Linked DNA regions of Homo sapiens: regions 1 and 2 are each linked to region 3. Evidence: chromatin loops called from intact Hi-C (ENCODE). Cell type or tissue: dorsolateral prefrontal cortex. All regions are shown on one strand.

Region 1 (8,000 bases), 1.8 Mb after region 3:
AAGAGAAGGAACTAGCAAAGGACAGAGAGAAGGGGGACTGGCCCGGCAGGAGGGGCGCCAGAGGAGAGTGCTGTGCTGGAGGCCATGCCAAGGACGGAGAGAGTGGCCAACAGCATCAAAACGCTGTCGCAGGACACAGACATAACCAGCAGATATAACAACTGAGAGGTCAGGTGACCCTGCCGAGGGCAACTCAGGCAACTCGGATGAAGGTGGAGAGCCAGCGGCCTCCCTGGAATGGGGTTAGGAGAGAGTGGGAAGAGGTAGATTGTAGACAGCAAAAGATAAGCGATTATTTTAAGGCATTTTGCTCCAAAGACAGGCAAGGCAATGGAGTGGAAGTTAGTGGTAAAAGTCAAGTCAAGCGAAGATCAATACGATTCCGGTCAAAATCACAACAAGGTTTTTCATGGAACCACACAAACTGATCCCACAATTATATAAAGCCATAAAGACTTACTCACAATCAAGACAACCTGGAGAGTCGGGGAGGAGTGGAGGAACATTTAGAAAGGCTTTCCCAGAGGTAAAACCATAGTGCTGAAACAAGGAGAGACACAGCAGAGCCCGGAAACACGTAGTGCCTGGGCTCCCTAGAGAGGTGGGGGTACAAAGGCGGGGTAAGGAAGCCTTGGCTGGCTACCACACAGCAGAAAATCACACTTCCAGACCACGCAGAGACCTAGACGTGAAAAAGAAGACTAAACTAGAGACTACCTTTACAACCAGGATAGGACAGCTTCTTCAGACAAAATCAAAAATAAAGTATAACTGCACCTTAAACTCTTGGCCATAACAAAAAGAAAAAAAATAAATAATGTATAAAGAAAAAGGCTGTTTAAATTTTACATCAAAATAGAAAAGTTTGGCCAGGTGCAGTGGTTCACTTTGGGAGGCCAAGGCAGAAGGATCGCTTGGAGCCTAGGAGATCAAGACCAGCCTGGCTAACATAGCAAAACCCCCCTACAAAAAATACAAAAATTAGCCAGGTGTGGTAGCGTGTGCCTGTAGTCCCAGCTACTCGGGAGACTGAGGTGGGAGGATCACTTGAGCCTGGGAGGCAGAGGTTGCAGTGAGCCGAGATTCAGACCACTGCACTCCAGCCTGGGCAACAGAGCCAGACTCTGTTTCAAAAAAAAAAAAAAGTTTTTTAAATAAAAAGGCAAAGTCAGACAAGCGATAGATTGGAAAAATATTTACAACATATGAGACACAAGGGTGTCATTATATATTATGTATACAACCATAGGACAGATATTCAACATCATTAGCCATTAAGGAAATGCAAATTACAACTATGAAAAAAAATTTTTTTGAGACGGAATCTCACTTTGTCCCCCAGGCTGGAGTGCAGTGGCGCAATCTCGGCTCACTGCAACCTCCGCCTCCCAGGTTCAAGCGATTCTCCTGCCTCAGCCTCCTGAGTGCTGGGACTACAGCCCTGTGCCACTATGCCCAGCTAATTTTTTGTATTTTTAGTAGAGACAAAGTTTCACCATTAGCCAGGATGGTCTCAATCTCCTGACCTCGTGATCTGCCTGCCTCGGCCTCCTAAAGTGCTGGGATTACAGGTGTGAGCCACCACACCCGGCTGAAAAATTTTAAAGTTTGACCGTACCTAGTGCTGACGAGGATGTGAAGGAACTGAAACTCTTATACACTGCTGGTAGGAATGCAAAATGATACAACCACTTTGCAACACAGTTTGGCAATCTTTGTTTTTGTTTTTTTGTAGAGACAGGGTCTCCCTATGTTGCACAGGCTGGTCTTAAAATCCTGGCTTCAAGTGATCCTCACATTTCGGCCTCCCAGAGGGCTGGGATTACAGGTGTGAGCCATAGCACCCAGCCCTATGGTCTGGCAGTTTCTTAAAAAGTTAAGCACACACTTACCGTATGCCTCAGCAGTCCCACTTCTAGGTACAACAGTCCTATCCCCACCCATAGTTTCACTTTCTGCAGTTTCAGTTACCTGCAATCTGAAAATATTAAATGGAAAATTCCAGAAATAAACAATTCATTCATAAGTTTTCAATTGCATGCCATTCTGAGTAGGGTGATCAAATCTTGCACAGTTCTGCTGAGGACATAAATCATCCCTCTGTCCAGTATATATACACACTGTACACACCATCCACCTGTTAGTCACTTAGTAGCCCTCTCAGTTATCAGATAGTCTAGACTGTGGCAGTATCCCAGTGCTTGTGTTAAAGTAACCCTTATTTTATTTAACAATGGCCCCTAAGTACAAGGGAGTGGTGCTGACATATTGTTAAAATTGTTCTGTTTAATATCAGTTATTGTCCATCTCTTACTGAACCTAATTCATAAAGTAAACTTTATCATCGGAACGTATCATGAAAAAACATGGTATATACAGGGTTTGGTACTATCCACAGTCTCAGGCATCCGCTAGGGGTCATGGAACATATCCCCTGCAAATAAGAGGGGTTCTACTGTATTCATACAACATAATGAAAGTATCTGTCAAAACAAAGACTTGAACATTAATGTTCACAGCAGCTTTATTTATAATAGTCCAAACTAGAAGCAACTCAAATGTTCATCAACTGATACATGGATGAACACACTGTGGTATATCCATACAATGAAATACTACTCAGCAATAAAAACAAATAAACTATAGATACACGCTGCAACAACATGGATAAATCTCAGAATAATTATGCTGAGTAAAAACGGCCAGACTGAAAAAAAAACCTCAAAGAGTGCACATCACATGATTCCATTTAAACACAATTCTAGGAAATGCAAACTAAAGCACAGTGAACCAGAGCAGAGGGGTGGCTGCTGGGGTTGGGGCGTGGGGTAAGGGGAACATGGAGATGGGCTGGAGGATGGGCTCACCAAGGGCACATGACACTGTGGAGGGTGATGAGTGTGTTCACTATCTTGACTGTCGTTGGCATGGATGTTTGGAAACAGATGTTCATTGTACTGGGAGAATAAATTGGTACAGCCACTTTGAGGAGGAAAGTGGCCTATCTGGTGAAACTAAAGATCTGTGTACTTCCTGGCACAGCACTTCTAAGCCTGGGCATAACCCCCAAAGCTGAAATCAGTAAACTATAGCCCACAGCCTGGACCTTGTTTTTGTAAAGTACGTTTTATTGAATACAGCCACACATGCTCATTTACATGGTCTAATGCTGCGGCTGCATTCATGCCACATCGGCAGAATTCAATAGTTGCAAGAGACCATCTGGCTCAAAAAGCCTGAAGTATTTTTATCTGGCCCTTTACAGAAAGTGGCCTGATTCTTGCTGGAAGAGACACTGGCTCTTGAATGCTAGGAGGCATGGAGAGGAGCCATGGAAGCATTGTCTATGAAAGGAAATGGCTGAAAAACCTAAATGTCCATCAATAGAGTAATTAATAAGCAAATAATGGACTATAAGGCTTCAATTAAAATGAATAAACTACATCTACATGTATCAAAACATGAGAGAGAGAAACATGCTGCATGAAGAAAGCAACCTGCATAACAGATCAACACGAGGGTGACATTAGAAACTCAAAAAACACCACGAGGCACATCCAAAGTAGAGATACACACCAAGTTCATCCTGGGGACTGCCCTCGGGGGAACAGGACTGGGGCAGGGGGAAAAAGGACTTTGGCTCTTCCTACATGTTTTTTTTGAGACAGGCTTGCTCTGTCATCCAAGCTGGAGTGCAGCAGTGCAATCACAGCTCACTGCAACCTCTGCTTCCTGGGCTCAAGCGATTCTTGTGCTTCAGCCTCCTGAGTAGCTGGGACTACAAGTGTGCACCACCATGCCCAGCTAATGTTTGCATTCTTAGTAGAAAGGGGATTGGCCATGTTGGCCAGGATGATCTCAAACTCATAGCCTCAAGCAATCCGCCCACCTTGGCTTCCTAAAGTGCTGGGATTACAGGTGTAAGTCACTGCGCCTGGCCACATTTTTATTTATTTAAAAAAAAAATGTAGCAGGAGAATGGCGTGAATCCGGGAGGCGGAGCTTGCAGTGAGCCGAGATCGCGCCACTGCACTCCAGCCTGGGCAACAGAGCGAGATTCTGACTCAAAAAAAAAAAAAAATGTAACAAAAATGTTTTAAGAAGACCAACAAGTTAAATTTAAGTCTGATGTTTATCAATATCCTAAAGAAAATCATACAGACACTTGCTGATTTTCCCCTAACTGTAACATACATCAACCCTGACTTTGAAGTTCTCACTGACCACTCTTTTTCAAAACAGCAGATGTTTACCAAAAAAGGACACTTTTCCTTTCATCTTCTGAAGCCCAAAGATTTACCAATCTGAAATAATTTACTCTTCCAAGGAGACTTTGAAACACAATCCTAATATGCTTTGCGTAAAAATCATAGCTATAAAATTGAAACCAATGGAGGCTTCAAAGGTGACCTCCACTAGGAGCCTGGAGGGACACATTCAGGGTTTTCGACTGGGTCTCAGAAATACCACCAGGGACACCAGGACAACCCCTCATGCATACAGAAAGGACTATAATGTATTAACATTCCATCAATGAAAAAACAAACTGCAGAAGGCATTTCTCCTTTCAGCAAGGCAAACAGTGGTGCTGTCAGCAAAGCCTCCGCCGACAACATTCTCCAGTTATTATTGTTAAAAGGGCTCCCTCTACTGTTAGTCTCAATTGCACAGTTCTCATTGGCTATTTCAGGCCCTAGCTTTGTGACAAACTAGGACATGTTAAGCAAAATTATCTAAAACAACCATTAATTCAGCTGGGGAGAAATACATATATGTGTGCATGTGTGTGTACGTATGTGTGCACACATCCCTATATATAAAACTTTTTTAAATTGTTGAGTTATTAGGCTAAATATCCAAGAAACTTCTGTTTAAAAGAAAAAAAAAATTCTTCTTCCTCTTTAAAGTGACTGTAAGAGAAACCTGGCTGTGGCATTTGAGACACACCCTGTTGGCCCACAGGTGCCCGCCCTAGTGGTCATGTGCCCAAGGAAAGGGTAGTGGCTGGCAAGAGGCCACAGGTCCCAACAAAAGCACATCACACATGTGTGAGGGAGACTGCGGGGAACCAGGTACAATAGAACATGTATTTAAAAAAAAGACTTAAAAACATTCCCGGCCAGGCGCGGTGGCTCACGCCTGTAATCCCAGCACTTTGGGAGGCCAAGGTGGGTGGATCACGAGGTCAGGAGATCGAGACCATCCTGGCTAACACGGTAAAACCCCGTCTCTACTAAAAATACAAAATATTAGCTAGGAGCAGTGTCGAGCACCTGTAGTCCCAGCTACACGGGAGGCTGAGGCAGGAGAATGGCGTGAACCCGGGAGGCGGAGCTTGCAGTGAGCCGAGATCATGCCACTGCTCTCCAGCCTGGGCGACAGAGCGAGACTCTACCTCAAAAAAAAAAAAAAAAAAATTCCCAGTCTCTTACTTTGCAATCAGCCAGGATCAGGCAGCCAGCCTCCCAGTCTGCAAACAGGACCTGGGAGAAGGGATGGGCAAGGCCAGAAGGGGAGAGTCAGGGAGTCAGAGCCCAACAGGCCTTTGGCTCTTGGCTCCTGAGCTCCCCAAGTAAGCCGCTGCCCCCTCCCAAGACGGGGCTGGATACCAGGCCAGGGAAGTAGCCCCACAGAGGAAGTCCCACACTTTATATCCTCCCAACTGGGAGGAGGGAGGAATGGCTTTTTTTTTCTTTCTGAGGCAGGGTCTCACTCCGTTGCCCAGGCTGGAGTGCCGTGGCACAATCTCAATCCACTACAACCTCCACCTCCCAGGTTCAAGCGATTCTCCTGCCTCAGCCCCCCAAGTAGCTGGGACTACAGGCATGCGCCACCACACCCGGGTAATTTTTGTATTTTTTGTAAAGACAGGGTTTCACCATGTTGCCCAGGCTGGTCTCGAACTCCTGGGCTCAGGTAAGCTGTCTGCGCTGGCCTCCCAAGGTGCTGGGATTGCAGGCGTGAGCCACCATGCCTGGCCAGGAATGGCATTTAAATATGCAAACAGACATCACTGATAATGGTAATATTGAAAGATGCTCCAACTTGTAAAAGTCTGTAAATGCATGAAACAGACTGCTAAAATGCCAGTGTTTATGGAAATCATTCCATTACCTTCTCCCCAGGTTTGGGTGACTGCTGCAATTTCTCATAATCTTTCTTCGTCTCCAAAATTTTTTTCACAAGTCCACCTGTTGAAAAATCAGTGATTTTATGTTAAAAGTTTATTCTCTATCCCAAAAACCTATTCTAAATGGGTGGGATGGTGGGAAAAACACTAAGTTTTTATCCTATCTCTTTTTATGCTGAAACAGTTTCAAATAATCTTTATTTGTTAAGGAGATAGTACACAAGAGTGATAGACAGCTGGTAGTGGAAATTATCACATTTCAAAGTGTTTCAGGGAAATCAGCTCCTTGAAAAGTAAAAAGCTTTAGAAATAAAATAGATTTTCTATTTTCAAAGATTAAGAAGGAGTGTAGATTGACATCCAAAAATATAGCCATTTATTACAAACAGAAATAACAAGAAATGCTTCTAAGTACGGATACTTCTTTTACACTGGGGCAAGACTATTCCACTTCTTTCAGAATTTACTCATGGGATAAATATCATGTGAAGTTTTTTGGAATAGTGTTTCACCCAAGCATACATCAGCCCGAGGCTGACTGAATAAACGAGGGTACGTCCACACGGTGGAGGACGACGTGGCTATGAAGGAAATGAGGATGGTTTCTCTGCATTGCTGCAAAATGAAAGCCTGCATCTGCTGTCAAATTAAAAAGAGCAAGATGGAAATAAGTGTAGGTATCAGTAAATACACATGCACATGCATATGCATTTATTTATTTGTTTGTTTTTCAAATGTAAGTATAAGCCCTATTTTACTGTTACCTACAGGGAGAGGGAGAGTAGAGGGTAGAGGAGACAGGGAGAGTAGAGGGTAGAGGAGACAGGGAGAGTAGAGGGTAGAGAAGACGGGTCAAAGCCCCACATTTCTGATTATACCTGGTTTTGTACATCTGACCTTAAAATCATGCGAATTATCTTACATTAAAAAGGTAAACAACACTAATGCCTAAAGGTTGAATGCAAAATGAAATAAACTTAGTGATATCCAATTGGCAAGCATGCGCCACTAGAGAATTGTTTCACAACTTTAAAACAGGGTAACTGACTGTACATCCCTAATAGGATATACCCAACAAACAGGCAGACATACCTACCAAAAAAAAAAAAGTCCTTGGGCTGGGCTTGGTGGCTCACACCTGTAATACCAGCGCTTTGGGAGGCCAAGGGGGCCGATCACAAGGTCAGGAGTTCGAGACCAGCCTGGCCAACATGGTGAAACCCCGTCTCTACTAAAAATACAAAAAAATAACTGGGTGTGGTGGTGGGCGCCTGTAATCCCAGTTACTCAGGAGGCTGAGGCAGGAGAATCTTTTGACCCCGGGAGGCAGAGGTTGCAGTGAGCCAAGATCGCGCCACTGCACTCCAGCCTGGGCGACAGGGCGAGACTCCATGTCAAAAATAAATACATAAATAAAAATAAATAAAATAAAATAAAATAAAATCCTTCAGCGTTTCCAGTAATCCTATTGTTGTTAAAAACCAGTCGTGGTGTTCTAAAATTGCTATGTGAGCATATGAAGGATCATAAAGCATGGGGACAGCCGCTGCTGCTGGGAGCCAGGCTTTTTGGCATGAGATGGAAGAGATGCATATATAAAACCAAAGAATGCAGGCAAAACCCTACAATCCTAAATCGGAATTGGAAATATCATCACTAAGTCAGAATATACTTTCTTATTTTAAAAAAGTATATCCCTGCTTTTGCAGTGAAAATGCCTGGAAACAAGAAGCAACCCAGAGCAGTAAGCGGCCAGGTGCCTTGGAGAAATGAGGCAGTTATGGGGCAGGAAGTACACAAAATAAGCTGGAAACACCTTGTCGTATCAGAAAACAAGGAAGCTAAAGAGTGTACTGGGATGTGTCTAAAG
Region 2 (8,000 bases), 83 kb after region 3:
GTGGTTTCATTGAAATTGTTAACAAAAAATTTAATGACAAATAACACCAATCTTACAGAAATTGTTTCAGACAATAAACGCGGTGCTGTTTTCCAGCTCATGGTTGAAGCTAGTAAAACCCTGCTATCAAAACATGAAGAAGACGCTACAAGAGAAGGAGACTTCAAACCAAGCCTTCATTAACATAGACATAGGCACAAGAGTCTCTGAAAATATTAGCAAACAAATCCAGCAATACAAAACAGGGCATCTCATCATGACCAAGTAGGGTTTCTTCCATGAATTCACCATTAGAATACCCATAATTTACCATATCAACAGAACAAAAGAGAAACACCATACCCCTAGCATCTCAATAAATTCAGAAGAAAAAAGGCCTTTGACAAAAATTCAACACACATTCAAAGTAAATATTTCAGAAAATAGGAACAGAAGAATTGAATAAAACTGTCTCAATCCAGAAAAAGAGCATTGACAAAAACTTAAAGCTGACATCACGCATGATGTTGAAAAACTGAATGTTTATCCGCTAAGATCAGCAATAAGGCAAGGATATCTGCTTTTACTACCTGTTGTTAACATTGTGCTGAAGCCTTCAGCAAATGCATAGGGCAAGGGAAAAAAATGCGTAGAGATTGGACCAAAAAAAAGAATTTAAATGTTGTTTATTCACAACACAATTTTCTACATATAAAATACTCGAGAATCTATAATTCAACTATTAAATCAAGTAAGTAAATTTGGTAAGACCATGAGCCATGATATACAAAAATGAACTGTTTTTCTGTAATTAGCAACAAACAAATAGGAAAAATAAAAATTTTAAAAGGTATGGAAGATGCCTACCCTAAGAACTGCAAAACATTGGTAAGATAAATTAAAGAAGTCCTAAATAGAGAAATGTATGATGTCCATATTATTTAAATGTGAATTCCCCCTAGTGATCGCAGATGGAACCATCAAAATATAAAAATTAGTAAAGAGTAATTGAAGTATTAATAAGTAGGTAAACAATTATTAGCTGTTTGAACAATAAGAGCAAGGACACATACTTTAAGATTTATGTAGAATTTTGTAAACGTTGAGAAAGATGAAATGAAATTAAACTATTTTAAAGTTCTAACATTATCTTAGTGGTAATAAATATAATTAATCTTAATAGATTGTAATAAGAGAATAATGCATGTTGTCTTTTGTAGGATAGCCAGAAAATAATAAAGAATATATAAAAATTTAATAAAGGAAAAATTGAAATACAAAAAACAATTCAAGTGAAAGTAGATAAAAGTAAAAGTAGGGGTATAAAAGAGAGGCCAACTTTTAAAAAATAGGCAAAAGATGTCAACAAAATTATGTCAGCATTTACATTAAGTTATTTAAGTATTCTGTTTAAAAGACTGAGATTATCAGGTTGGCTAAGACATACCTTAAATATAACGACACAGGAAAAATGGAAGCAGAAGTAAGGGGAAATTCTATGTCATAAAGTTAACCAAAAGAAATCTTGTACACCTATAGCAATATCAGATGATTCTACCTTAAAGCGAGAAGCCATTCAAGAAATAAAGAGAAATGTTACAATGATAGAGGTGGGTTTGTATGCTGTGCAACCTAGGCAGGTTGTCTTACAGCCCTTTATGAGCTCAAAATTTCTTGGCAGTGATGGAAACTCACCTGATGCAGTATCCACCTGAACCACTTAACATTATCCTTGTGGTACCTGGGAATAGGCAAGGGGAAATGATGCAAGCATGAAGTTTATACATTCTCCCATATCATGAGTAGTAAACTCTGTTGTCTCTACCTTCTGTCGGCATCCATGAAAGTGTGGCAGACTTAATTGGTAGCTCATAATTAGGTAAAATCTCAAATTCTTCACAATTCCTGACAAATATGGATGGCCAATAAACCCATGAAAACATGCTCTACATTGTTAGTAATTAGAGAAAAGGAAATTAAAATCACAACAAAATACCTGGCACATTCACTTGAAGAGCTAAAGAATGGCATTACTAAATCTAGGTTAGGATGCAGAGCAACTAAAACCCTCATATATTGTTGGTAAGAATGTAAAATGGTACAGCCCATGAAAAGTTGTATGTAAGCTCAAAATACAATTTCTGCATAACCCAGAAATTGCATGCCTTATTTATTTATCCAACAGAAATCCCTGTACACACAGATACATACACAAATGCTCATAACAGCTTTATTCATAATAGCCAAAATATAGAAACAACTCAAATACCAATCAACAGATAAGTAGATTAAAATATGTGGTATATTCATATGCTGGGGATACTATTCAACAATAAAAAGGGAACAAATTATGCACCCAACAATATGGATGAATCTCAAAAACATGTTGAGCAAAAGAAGCCATGCTGTATGATTCCACTTACACAAAGTTTTAGAAAAGGCAAACATAAATCTATAGTGACCAAAAGCAGATCAATAGTTCCTTGAGCAGTGGGTAGAGATCATTTGCTGCAAATGGACATAAATGAACTTTTTTGGGATGACTGAATGTTCTATCTTGATTGTGGTAGTAGTACACAATTTTATACATTTGATAAAATTCATAAAACTCTACACTTAAAATAGTGTATTTTAATACACTATAGCTCATAAGGTTGTATCAAAAGGAACATTCCAATAAGAAAAATCTATAGCAATTTGATACTTGGTCAAATATTATAAGTTCTCCCACCACACACACATGCACGCACACACACACCCCACACACAAAAATATTCAGGTTAATTTATTCTTATTTCCATTGTCTCAAGATAATTTGTTAAAAAGCCTATCTTTCCCCATCAAACTACCTTAGTACTTTTACCAAAAATCAATTTACCATTTATATGTCATCAATTTCTGAATCATAGCATATTCTATACCACTGGACTACATATCTGTCATCATGCCAATCTCACCCTGACTTTATTACTGTAACTTTATAGTAGGTGTTGAAATCAGGCAGTAGATACCCTCCAATGTTGTTTTTCTTTTTTTTTTTTCAAAATGGTTTGAACTCTTCAAGGTCCTTTCCTTTCTATACAAATCTAGGGTCAGATTTTCAATTTGTGAAGCCTGCTAGTATTTTTATTGGGAGTGCTTTAATCTATGGATCCATTTGGGAAGAATTAATATCTTAACATTATTGAAATTTTTAATCCATGAACATGGTATATCTTAGTTTAGTATGGCATATTTTATTTTAGGCCTTTGTCATTTTCTTTCGGCAATTTATTTTAGTTTTTGGTGTTTCTCTTATCAATATTTTGCAGTACTCAGGCTGAGAATTGACAAAGCAGTAGGGTCTTCTGGCCCAACAACTGGTTGGAGACCCAAAGTCATATGTACATGTGTGGGGAAAAATGGCTGAAAGGTGAGACTAATTTTTCTGGGACCCCTTGACACAGGAGTCCAATGCACTGTGGCTTCAAACCTGTTGGTAAAGTCCAAATGGGGGCTACAGTTAGATTGAGTAAATTGGACAGACTAAATGAGAATCCATAGAATTTCCAGAACTCATAGAGGTTATTAATTTGAAACAATATAGAACACCTGGTAGACAGAAAGGGCTTACCACTTTAATTGACAACAGAAGCTGGAATGGTTATAAAGAGATTGTTTGTTCTATAGCTTTGTGGGGCCTGTGGAAAGGTAGATGGATCATGGACACTATCGGTAGATAATCAAGCCTTAAGTAAAGTGGTGAAGCCAATAGCTTCAGCAGTTCTTAATGTGGTTTCAATAATGCAAAAAAATACAGCAAGCAAAAGGAGACTATGCTCAGTGACTGGTCTTGGAGGTGCTTTTTTCTCAATCTCAATCTCAGAAAAGAGCCTTTCATGTAGAAAGGATCTCAATTTACATTTATTGTACGGCTACAGGGTTGTTTGAATTTACCAGCTTACTGTTATGATTCAGTTAGAAGAGATTTCAAATTGATGCAGGTCTTGAGTGTAATAAAACATAAAAAAATTGATATTGCAATAATATCAGAAACTGAAAAGCAAGCTAGAACTGACCTAAAGAGGATGCTGATGCACGTGACTAACAGAGGCTCGTTGATAAATCCAACAACAATAGAAGGACATGTCCAAAGGGTGAAATTCTTAGGAATAACATGGGCAGAAACCACTCTTGACACTCCACAGGCAACTAAAATCTAATTGCTGTCATTGCCTACCCCTGGAACTAAGGAAGAAACACAGTGCATGATTGGGACATTTGGATTTTCAAGGATGCATATTCCACAGCTGGGAATATTGGTAGCTCCAATCCATGACACTACCTGAAGGAGGCCACATTTGAACAGGGACCTGAACAAAAAGCAGTAGCTCTATCGATGTTCTTGAGCCCTAATGAGACACACTCAGACATAATTCCGGAATTATCTGCCACTCACACTGCATGCAGGAGCTCATAGCTAAAGCCTATGAGTGCCACCCAGTGGCAAACTCAGGGATTTTGAATCAGAATATTTCAGATGCATCAATATGACATAGACTATTTGAGAGATAATAACTAGTTTGCTATTGGGCATTCATTGACACTGCCTCTGTGATTGAATGACAGGAAACAATCTTGAAACCTGAAATGCCCATAATGTCTTGGGTGATGTCAGAGAAATACTCTCATCAGGAGAGCAATTCCCAGAAGAGTTCCAGAATAAAATGGAAATGGTTTACACAGGAGCATGCTACAAGGGGATGCCTGGAAAGTATTCATTGTATTCACAAAACAGAAGCCTCTTTTCCTCTGTGGCTGACTTTAGGACCACCTGAGGGACTGCTAGATCCCATTGCCACATGGGAGGTGCCCTATGAGCAGCCCTGGATTGACCAAGGATAAGCTGCTTGGTTTAGGGAGAGCGGTTCCAAGGAGGATGGGTAGCATCCTGTTTGGAAGGCTGCCACCCTATGACCAACTGATGGAAAAACTGATTGAAGAAGGTAAGAATAAATCAGTTCAGTCAGTGGAAGTGCGTCCTGTTTTCCTTGTGGTATTGGAAGAATTGAACACCAGTAAGAGCCCTTGTGTTTGGGTGTTTACGGACTCATGGGCAGTGGCAATGACCTGGCTATGTGGGCAGGCAGGTGGGCCATGGAAACTGCACTATTGAAGAATTGGGTAAGGCCCCATAGAAATCACTATGGGAATTTCAGGGGATGCATTAAAGGACATATCAATGTCTGTCAAAACCCCCTTCCAGGATCAGAAAGTGATTGGAACCAGCAAATGGAAAGCCTGGTGCACTCACTTGAGGTGGCCACCAGGGCCCATGGAATGAGTGGACGTGGGGGCTGGAGCTGTGCAAGGAGGGAGTGCACCTGGATATGCCCCCCCACACACACACCCTCTGAGGCACAAGATGCCAGCAACAACTGTCCTGTCTTCAAATAAGAGGGACGGAGACTGCAGACGATATGAAGCAGACTCCCTGGGTGGGCGTGGGAAGGGGGATGGCCCCACACATAGCTGGGCAGTAGACTGTCACAGCACTACTGGTCACTCCAGGACATTATAAATTGGCCATGCAGGAAGAGACACTTGCTCTGGACTGGGCATTGCATACCCAGTGGTAAATGCAAATGCTCAAAATACTATGAAAGGACTGGAACAGAAGATGCTACACCAGTTTGCTCCATGGAGTTATGTTTCCTCAAGAAAGAGCCTAGGAGAGCCAGAGTGACACCATTTTAAATCAACTCCATCTTAAAACTAGCAAGGAACACTCCTTGCCAGTCATGACCCATGGTCCTAAGATGTTTACAGCTAAGGAGGCAGCTTGGTGCTGTCTGCAAAAACACACTCCTGCAACAACAGAAAGTCCAGATGTGCTGATGCCCATAACAATGTAGGCTTTCTAGATAATTCTAGCTATGCTTTGATGGACTCACACACAAAAATGTTAAGGACAGTTTTCTTTAAATCAATAGAATAATGCATTTTGTCATGCCGTCAGCTCACCCGCACACAGACACAACTTAGCTTAGTCATTGTGTGGACGAAACACTTACATAAGAAAAAACTTAAAACAAAGCTGAGGTGCTCCCCATCTTGCTTCTTTTTTTTTTTCCAGACAGAGTCTTGCTCTGTCGACCAGGCTGGAGTGCAGTGGCGTGATCTCGGCTCACTGCAACCTTCACCTCCTGGGTTCAAGCAATTCTCCTGCCTTAGCTTCCTGAGTAGCTGGTACTACAGGTGCACACCACCACACGCGGCTAATTTTTGTATTTTTAGTAAAGACGGGGTTTTACCATGTTCGTCAGGCTGGTCTCGAACTTCTGACCTCAGGAGATCCACTCACCTCTGCCTCCCAGAATGTTGGGATTACAGGTGTGAGCCACTGTGCCCAGCCCCCATCTTGCTTTCTGAGGATGCCCTGCTCTGTAACAGAGCAGCTTTCAATGAACTCTTCTCACTGCACTCTGTGACTGGCCTTGAATTCCTTCCTGCGTGAGACCCAAGAACCCTCTCATGGGGTCCAGATCAAGACCCCTTTTTTCCAGTAAAGACGCAACTAAAACCAGGTGAAAGGCTTGAGCAGGTACATCAGGGAAGGAACCAACTGGCCAAGCAGCAGTGAGCAGGTGTTAGTGTTATTAGCAACGAGAGGAATGCACACTGGAAACACAGGCAGATGCCCAAATGGACAATAAAGATAGAAAATGTGAGATTGTCCATGTTGTGTGGATCGATATTCATTTGTTCTGATTGCCAAACAGGACCCCAGCATACAGATGCACTCCAATGTGCTTATCCATTGACCTGCTGAAGGGCAGCAAGGCCATTGCCAGCTTTGGGAGATGATGAATGGAGCTGCTATAAACATTCGTGTGAATATAGCTTTTGTGTGAATATACGTTTAACAGAAGCTGTGAGACCATTTTCCAGAGCAGCAGTAACATTCTGCATCCACACCAGCAGCGTGCGAGGCCCCAGCTTCCCTGCCTCCCAGACAGCACGTAGTGCTGTCCCTGTGTCTTATTTCAGCTACTCTGATGGGTGTGCAGTGGTGTCTCATGATGGCTTTGATTTGCATTTCCCTTGCGGCTAATGGTGATACACATCTTATAAATCCTCTTTGATAAAGTGTCTGTTCCAGTCGTCTGCCCATTTCTTTTATTCTTTTTTCTTTTCTTTTGCTTTCTTTCTTTCTTTCTTTTTTTTTTTTTTTTTGACAAGGTCTTGCTCTGTTGCTGAGGCTGGAGTGCAGTGGCACAATCACAGCTCACTGCAGCCTCTACTCCCCTGCTCAAGTGATCCTCCCACCTCTGCTTCCCGAGTAGCTGGGACTACAGGTGCGTGCTGCCACACCTGTCTATTTTCTTTTTTTGTAGAGATGGGGTCTCACTATGTTGCTGAGGCTTCTATTTCTTAATTGAGCCCTCCTTTGCTCTGTCTACTAGCCTTCCTGAGAGTCAGAAAGACCTTGGCAAGTTGGAGTATTTCTTTACAGGAATGCCAACCCTCCCCCACTGCCTTCTCCTCTCTTGCATTGGGCTTTTCTCCAAACAGTGTAGCTCCCAGACTTCCTAGGCAGGGACAGGCCTCTGGATCCTCCCATTTCTTCTGCCATCAGAAAACTATCTTTTGGAAATATTTGCAAGACAGACCTGTTTGGGCTAAGACTGATACAATGATGTTTATGTTGGCTGTATATTTGAGAAAAGAAATTATCTTATGTCAGAAACTCAAATTTCCTTGTCCCCTTGACAGTGACAACATTCCTGGATTCTGGAATAGAGTATGGTCCCTCCCTGTCCATGTTCCCTGGACCAGGTCATGGCCATTGAGTCTAGAAAATGCCTCTGTCCCCAAGCAGAAGTCACACCCCTCTCTGACCCCAAAGAGAGAGGGTAGCAGAACTTGTAGTGGGAACAGGGCTGTATGGGTGGACTCTGAATGGACAGGGGAGGAAGGTTGGTCAAGTGGCCTGAATGTCTGGACAGGGGACCAGAGATGGTCAGCAGTAAATGGGGTGA
Region 3 (8,000 bases):
AGCTACAACAATGCGCTCTGCCCAGGCCTCACCTGCCCTGCGGCACAGTCCTCACCTCACCTGCAGCGCCTGCTCCTACTTCATGCTTCCTCCCTGACTTCTCTGAGATAACTGCTCTGGAAGCCTGCAGCAGCCCAGTAGGCACCCCAAACAGGAAGTGGGGGAGTTTATCCCATGGGGCAGCCCCCCGCCAGTGGAGATGGGAGACAGTGGAGTGGATACACACGCCTCCTTCTAGGCTGAGGATCAGAAGCCCCGGGGCATGCCCCCGCTGCCCGCAGCAGCACCAAGCCCGCGACTCACCCTGTTTCTCCTTCCCTGCTGTCTTGCTCCCAGTACTACATTCCCACTGCCTGGGTCACTTCCCAGGTAGAGCACATGCCCATGCAACAAACCACACATGTCACACACGCACATGGGTACACACATGCACACGGACACACAAACCACACACACATAGCACACACCACACACTTGCACACGGACACACACACGCACACACACACCACACACACATAGCACACACCACACACATGCACACGGACACACACAGGCACACACACACCACACACACATAGCACACACCACATACATGCACACGGACACACACTCACACGCACCACACACACATAGCACACGACACACACATGCACACGGACACACACGCGCACACACACCACACACAGCACACACCACACACATGCACACGGACACACACACGCACACACACACCACACACACATAGCACACACCACACACATGCACACGGACACACACAGGCACACACACACCACACACACATAGCACACACCACAAACATGCACACGGCCACATACACACACACCACACACACATAGCACACACCACACACATGCACACGGACACACACATGCACACACACACCACACACACATAGCACACGACACACACATGCACAAGGACACACACACGCACACACACACCACACACATGCACACACACACCACACTCACATAGCACACACCACACACATGCACACGACACACACATGCACACGGACACACACACACACCACACACATGCACAAGGACACACACATGCACACACACCACACACACATAGCACACACCACACACATGCACACAACACACACATGCACATGGACACACACATGCACACACATACCACACACACAGCACACAACACACACATGCACACGGACACACACATGCACAATAACAGAGTACACACACACCCCACACCCCACACCCCACACCCACCCACTTAACACACACCACACACATGCACACAGACACAGTACACACACACACAACCTACACCCCACCGACAGAGCACACAGCACACACATGCACATGGACACAGTACACATGCATGCACACATACACACACCCCACCAACAGAGCACACAGCACACACAAGCAGGCCCCCCCACACAATACACAGACATGCACACATACAAGTACACATCCCAGACCCCACCCACATAGCACACAGCACACTCATGCAGGCCCCCCCACACACACAATACACAGACATACACCCATGCACATGCCACACCCACACATCCCACACATGCATTCAAGCACACAAACACAAACACACATGCACATACGTGTGCACAGACATACACACACCACCTCACACATGGACATGCACACGCGCACACACACACACACATTCTTCAGGCTAAGACAACACTGGCTAAATGTTGATGCAGTGTCTGGGTGTGGCTGTTGGAGGCTCTGGGTCCTCTGGAAAGAGGAAGATGAGTGGGTGTCTCCCGCCTTCTCTTGCTCCAAGGGTGTGGGGGCCGTGGGCCCTTCCCTTTCCCAGGTCCCTTTCCTCCCGCGCAGCCAGGCCAGGCCACCCCAGCCCAGCCTTGTGCCCGTGGAGATTCCTCCTGCTTCACCAAGGCGCTGGGGCCCTGGCTGGCCTCTCGGTGATGTTTCCACCAAGCAGCGCAGGGTCCTCAGGTGCCTGTGTCATGGCATGTGGAGTGTGGGTCCTGTCGTGGGATTCAGGCACCTGTCACAGCCCACCTGGAAAGCTGGTGCTTCTCTCCCTGAGTCATGGGAGGGCTCCCTCTGCCCTGTGTCCCCATCCCTGGCTCCAAGTCTGAGAGAAGAAGGCTCTGCCAGCAGTGACCTGCCCGCCTCTCTGGCTCTATCAGCTTCTCTCTGTGATGAGCCCAGCCCGGACCAGCTCCAGACAGCCATAAGTCCCTGGGCCAGGGGCCTCAGCTGACAGGGAGGCTCAGGGCTGCAGCCCATCTGCTCACATCGTGTAATGACCATGACCCTAGAGTTCCAGGAGGAAGCATCTCAGAAAAGACCCTCGTGGGCGTGGGGAGCTGCCCGCCTTGCCCCCAGGGCTAGGGCCACGCTGGTGGTCGGGGGCCTGGAGCCCCTTCTCCCCGCCAGCCTGTGCTCAAAGCCTTGGCTTTTGGCCAGACCTGGGCATGGAGCCAGGGGCCAGGCGGGTCCACATGCTTCTGTCCTGCACAGGGTTACCAGATTTGGCAGAAAAAGAAAAAGAAAGAAAAACAGGTAAAATTGGAATTTCAGTTAAACAAGGATGCTTATCAGTATAAATATGTCCCTGGCAATATTTGGGACACACTTATACTAAAAAAAGTATTCATTAATTATTTGAAATTTACATCTAACATGGCATCTTGTATTTTTTTCAGGACGACCAGGGTCCCAAGGGCCCCCCACAACCCCAGCCCCACTCGACCCCAGGCCAGATTCCCCTTTGTTTCAGGAGAAGCCTCTCAGGCCCTGAACTGGGACCTGGTCAGGAATTCTGAGTTGGTTAAAGGAAGGAATTATATCTTTTTTTAAAAGAAGCAGCAAATGGGCCTTAAATAGTTTAGCTTTCAAATCTGCCATCTTTATGGGACCGTCTTGTAACATGCGGGGGGCTTTTCTCTGACCATCTCCTGCCATGCATGGTACCCCAGGAGGCCCAGCTGTGCAGAATCCGGTGAGAACAGCGCCCCTGGGGTGCGCCTCCGCCACGTCCCCTCCTCATTCCCAGCTTGGTTTCCCGAGAACGGAGCCTTCGGACGCCCGTGATCTGCAATCCAAAGTCAGGTCCAGCTGGATTTTCACTACTTTGGTTCTAATCTTTTAAAGCTGTCACACCCACATCTAATTAGACAGTTTTTCGTGATTTTTACTGTAAGTAGGCCTCTCCAAGTCAGCTTAGTTTTAATCCAAAAAGCTCTTTCTTTTCATGTTCATTAGAAATCAAGACATTTCGTTATTTTATTAAAATAACAAGGACAATCGGCACCGGTGGGGTTGGGAACCCACGTAGGTGACTGTCAGAGGGCGCCCTTATCCTTACTCCTTGGGTACCTGGGCTCTGTCCTCGGGTTTATGGAGGGGGCAGAAGACAGCAGCTGAGAAGCAAGTGGGCAGTGAGGGTGGGGAGGGCCGCGTTCCCTGTGGCTCAGCGAGGACAGCAGGGTGGTCGGCCTGCAGGCACGGTGGGCTCTGACACTGACTGGCTGGGTGGACCTGGACCAGGCACTAACACAGGTTCGGAGAGGAGGCAGGCAGGACACAGCCAGGCAGGAGGCCGCATCCCTTGCTGAGACCGAGGACACCAAGGACATGGGCCAGGGGGATGGGGGCGGGGTGGGCCGTAAGGAGAGGCCATGTCCCCCATTGAGACCGAGGATGCCAAGGACACAGGACAGGGTGACAGGGGCTGGGATGGGCTGCGAGGAGGCCGCGTTCCCTGCTGGGACCGAGGACATGGGACAGGGTGATGGGGGCGGGGGTGGGCTGCTGCAAGGAGGCTGTGTCACCTGCTGGGACCGAGGACAACAAGGACAGGGAACAGAGGGATGGGGGCTGGGGTGGGAGTGGAGGAGGCTGCCCGAGGGTCCTGGGAGGAGGCTGTACTTATGGGACAGACAGGTGAGCAGAGGAACTGATGTGATCAGTGGGGCTGCTGGGAGGGGTGGACAGGTTCCAGGCAGCAAGCAGAGCCCCAGTGCCGAAGCAGGGGGCACGTTCCTGGGGCCCTGATGGCGGGCTGGAGAGAGAGGAGCTGGGAAGTGAGTCAGCAGCAGGAGCCTGGGCTCTGAGGCCAGACGTGGGAGCAGCGTGGACTTGCCAGAAGCCTCCCTGGCAGCCGAGGGGTGAGTGGTTTGAATATGGCCTGTCTGCTCCGGAACACAGGTCCAAATCTGGTCACCATGATGGCGGTGTCGTGACGGGGCCTTTGGGACGGGTTTGTCCGTGAAGAGGGGCTGGTGCTTCCTGTCGGGAGTGGGTCGACCCTCTCGGGAGCGCGGCTGTTATAAAGGCAAGCTCGGCTGCCTCTCGCCAGGGGGCCCCTTTGATTCCCAGCCATGCTGTGGAGCAGCACGAGGCCCTCCCCCGAGGTGGCTGCCCAGGCTTGGACTCTCCAGCCTCCAGAAGCGTGAGCTGAACAAACCCCTGTCCTTTATAAATGCCCAGTCGGTGGCATTCAGTGAAGACCAAGACAAGGGGACAGGGAGGAGCACGCAGGAGGCACAGCCCTCCAGAGCCCATGTCCGGGGGGACTGTGTCTTTAGGGCTTTAAATCATGTACAAGTGTCTGTGCTTGGCCTGTTCCTCCAGGAAACAGAGGTGGGCTGGGCACAGGCCCGGCCACCCCAGGCTCAGTGACATCCGCGATAGCCCAGGCTTGGTGTTCCCGAGCTGGACAGCAGGGGGCACCAGAGACCACCCGATCTCTGCACTGCCAGCGGCGCCCGCAGCCCGGCTCTGCCTGGTTGGCTTGGGACCCACCAGTGCCCACCAAGACAGTCTTGTGTGTGTGAGCATGTTCTCGCCCCAGGTAGACGAGACTTCCAGAGGCCTCCGATGCATCCACGATGGGTGGGGACTGTGCGGGGCAGGGGCAGGAGCTGGGGCTGGGGAGCAGAGACCCTGCAGAGTCACCTGGAGAAATTTCAAAACCACCGAGACCTGGACCCATTAAATCAGAATCTCACGTTAGGAGGCTGGAAATCCTGACTATTCAAAAGCTCCCACGTGGTCCCAATGTGCCACCAAGGTTAAGAGCCACTGCTTGAGATGGTGGCCCTGGACCTGCCCAGCACCACCTAGAGACGTGTTGGAAATGCAGATTCCCAGGTCCCTCAAGCGCGTGAATCAGAACTCTGAGTGGGAGGGGGCCAGAAAGAGACCTGCATTTTAACAAGCACTCCAGGGACTCTGAGGTCAGGCCCCCAGGGGACTCTGACCCCCAGGCTGAGAACCGCTGCCCGTGCCTCACAGCCCAAAGTGTGCTGGGGGACCAGTAGTATCCTGAGCTCTTGGGAGCTGGTTAGGGATGCAGAATCCCAGGCCCCCCACCTGTTGAATTAAACCTGCATTTTAACAGGACCCCTGGGGAATTCTTACAGTTTGAGAACCATTGCTGTAGGGGCTGTCACTGAACAAGAACGATATACACAATATACACAGCTTGGTGTGCAAACCCCTACAGAGGGCATTCTGGGCTGCAAGAGAGCAGGTGAGAGAGGAATGATGAGTGAGTGGCCAGGGTGGTGCCCTCCAGGGTGCAGGGGAGCCGGGGCCCTCTGGGTAGGGCCAGGGAAGGCTGTGTCCAGGCCAGCGAGGGACAGTGACCCTGCAGGACCCAGGAAGCATCTTCTCAAGAGAGTGGTCCTGCAGGACCCAGGAAGCAGGACAGTGCATGGCGGTGGGGCAGTGCAAGTGGCAAGATGGACCAGGACAGCCCGAGTGATCAGCAGCATACAGCTATTGGTGGTGCTGGGTGGTTTCTTTTTAAGATTTTTTTCCTTACATAAAAATAATAAATTAAGGAACATACATATACCCAGAATGAAGAAAAACCACATATATACGCCCATAGGTCCACCGTCCAACACCATCACTGCTTACTACTTCTAGAGTTTTTCCACGTATAGTCTTTTATTCAGTCATTATAAAGATATGGTACATGCTATCATATCTCATCTTTCCTAACGCCATAGGCGTATTTTCACATCATCTTCAGACATGCGGTTATTAACAGAAGGATGATAGGCCCATCCTCTCTGGCGGCCCCATCACGGTCAGAGGCTGCGGCAGGGCCCGGCCCACCCTCACCCTCCTCCCCTCTGCATCTAGCTCCCACCTTCCCTGCTAGACACGGAGGTCCTAGGCCCACCGCCGATGCTGGGCTGTGCATTTTCAGACAGGGCCTCCCAGACTGTTTCCCGGCTCGCCCTCCCAGGCCCTCCCTTCTTCACCACCTCCCACAGTCGCAGAAGGCCCATTCCTGTAGCAAGCTCACTCCGTGTCTGGCCACACTCTCCCCAACCCAGCTGGACACAGTATTGGTGCTCGAGAGGGGCCCAGGGATGGGAATGCTCAGGGTGGAATCTGGAATTGGATCTCTGGCTTGACTAGATCGAAGACTGGTTCCATTTCCCATGGAAAAGAGGGCACTGTCACCCACCCAGTGCAAAACAGAGCTATAGAGAGCAGGACTTTGGGTGACCAAGCAGCTGAAGCCACGGAAATAAGGACCGTGGGCTTGGTTGGTAACTGGAAAGTGTGCTGCCGAATCTGCGAAAAGACAATGACGAGCGCAGAGCTTAAATTCCCAGCTCAGGGGGCAGGTGAGGAACCAGAAATCTTCTGAGCTGTGCAGGGAAGGGCGACGAGCAGGCCTGGGTCCTCACCTCGGCACCTGGATTTCAGAGGGGCCACTGCCCCTAAGCTCTATGTGCCAACAAATGGTTGTGCTAAGCACCTGCTTCCTCCTGGGGGTCGGAGATCTGCACATGCACGAGTCAGAGGGGGCTGCACGACCAGCCCTGGGCTCTGAGGTTCTGAAGGGCTCCCCTCATGGGGAGATTCCACAGGTGTCACCACAACGTGGTGCTGGGGAATGGAGAGCATCCCGTGGGGTCCTCGAGAGGATGCTGAGTCCCACGAGTCCTCCTAGGGCATCTTCCTAGTGAATCATTGACCTGGGTGCTCTTGGTGACCCCGAATACAACTGCCCTGAAAGAATCCATTGCCTCCTGTAGCCACAGGCTCCAGATTTCTGAAAAGGAAACCCAAAATCTAATCCGTGGATGGCTGCCTTACCATCTGAATTAAATTAACCACCTCTCTGGGTATCTTTGGTTAAATGTATGGCATTGTGTGGGGAAAAATGAGCCCTTAATCATTTGGATGGGGACATGTGAGCAGACTGTGATGAACTCCAGAACCATGGGACACATGGGTGAGGAGCTTCCCAGAGTCCTTAAACAGCCCCCAGGGTGACCAGGAATGACAGGGGAGACCGCCACAGCAAATTCGGCCCCTGATTCAGTGGGGTGGCGGGACCCCAAGGAGCAGGACCAGGAGGAGGCTCTATGTACTGGAAAGACAGGTCAGCATAGGAACCGATGTGGTCAGTGGGGCAGCTGTGTAGTCAGAATGGCCCTGCCCACAGAGACCCTTGGTGCTGGCTGCTGGTGTCCCAGGGTGGGGACAGCCTCCTGCCCACCTACAGACTGACACTTTGGATCGCAGGGAAGCTCCCACCTGGAGATGGAAGTCCATCTTGACCCCACACTTTCTGCTGGGGCTCTGCTCAGTGGACGTCCTGCAGGCAGGTCCCGCTGACGGGGGCTCCTCCTGCCTGCTGGTTTAAGTGGAAGCAGCGCTGGAATTATTCAGCTCCTCCTCACGAGGGAGGAAATCTCAGCCAGCCCCGGTATTGGACGTAGGATCGCTCCTTGCGGAGAGTAAACTGGGTTTGTTTCAAGTACCAATGCTGAATTCAGTCCTAACAATTTCAGAAATGGCCGAGCCAAGATGTTTTTCTCTCAGTTTGAACTTTGGATCAGATTCCCAGAAATTGACACTCTGATTGTGCCTGCCAGCAGGGCGACAGGAGCCCACAGTCCTCCGGTGGGGATGAAATATTCAGTTTGACTGTTCAGGCAGGTGACGTGTCCTTCCTCATCTGCAGCCCTTCTATAAAGAGGA

What was found. Peaks named below come from ENCODE experiments on the same cell type or tissue, not always from the same donor. Only the 100,000 strongest peaks of a DNase experiment are listed, where the experiment ranks them.
Region 1: a loop joins it to region 3, with 7 times the contacts of the local background. A loop is called at or near these places in 4 of 110 quality-filtered maps.
Region 2: it touches region 3 in a loop (7-fold over the local background); 103 of 110 quality-filtered maps call a loop at or near these places.

Annotation. Positions count from the first base shown.
Region 1 is chr2:238,354,195-238,362,194 of GRCh38, reverse strand. It overlaps TRAF3IP1 (TRAF3 interacting protein 1), which reads right to left. Exons shown (of 17, transcript NM_015650.4): 15 at 6,115-6,191. Among named protein-coding and RNA genes, the nearest start is that of TRAF3IP1, 38 kb to the right of the region's middle. In dorsolateral prefrontal cortex, CTCF peaks have their summits at 4,437 and 4,642 (motif pointing left); a DNase peak (open chromatin) is centred at 4,604; H3K27ac peaks cover 1,935 bases.
Region 2 is chr2:240,057,626-240,065,625 of GRCh38, reverse strand. No RefSeq gene overlaps it. Among named protein-coding and RNA genes, the nearest start is that of OR6B3, 8.1 kb to the right of the region's middle. In dorsolateral prefrontal cortex, CTCF peaks have their summits at 4,245 and 4,444 (motif pointing left); a DNase peak (open chromatin) is centred at 4,445; H3K27ac peaks cover 614 bases.
Region 3 is chr2:240,140,677-240,148,676 of GRCh38, reverse strand. No RefSeq gene overlaps it. Among named protein-coding and RNA genes, the nearest start is that of OTOS, 4.0 kb to the right of the region's middle. RefSeq lists an enhancer at 7,901-8,000. In dorsolateral prefrontal cortex, CTCF peaks have their summits at 4,487 and 4,688 (motif pointing right); a DNase peak (open chromatin) is centred at 4,716; H3K4me3 peaks cover 629 bases.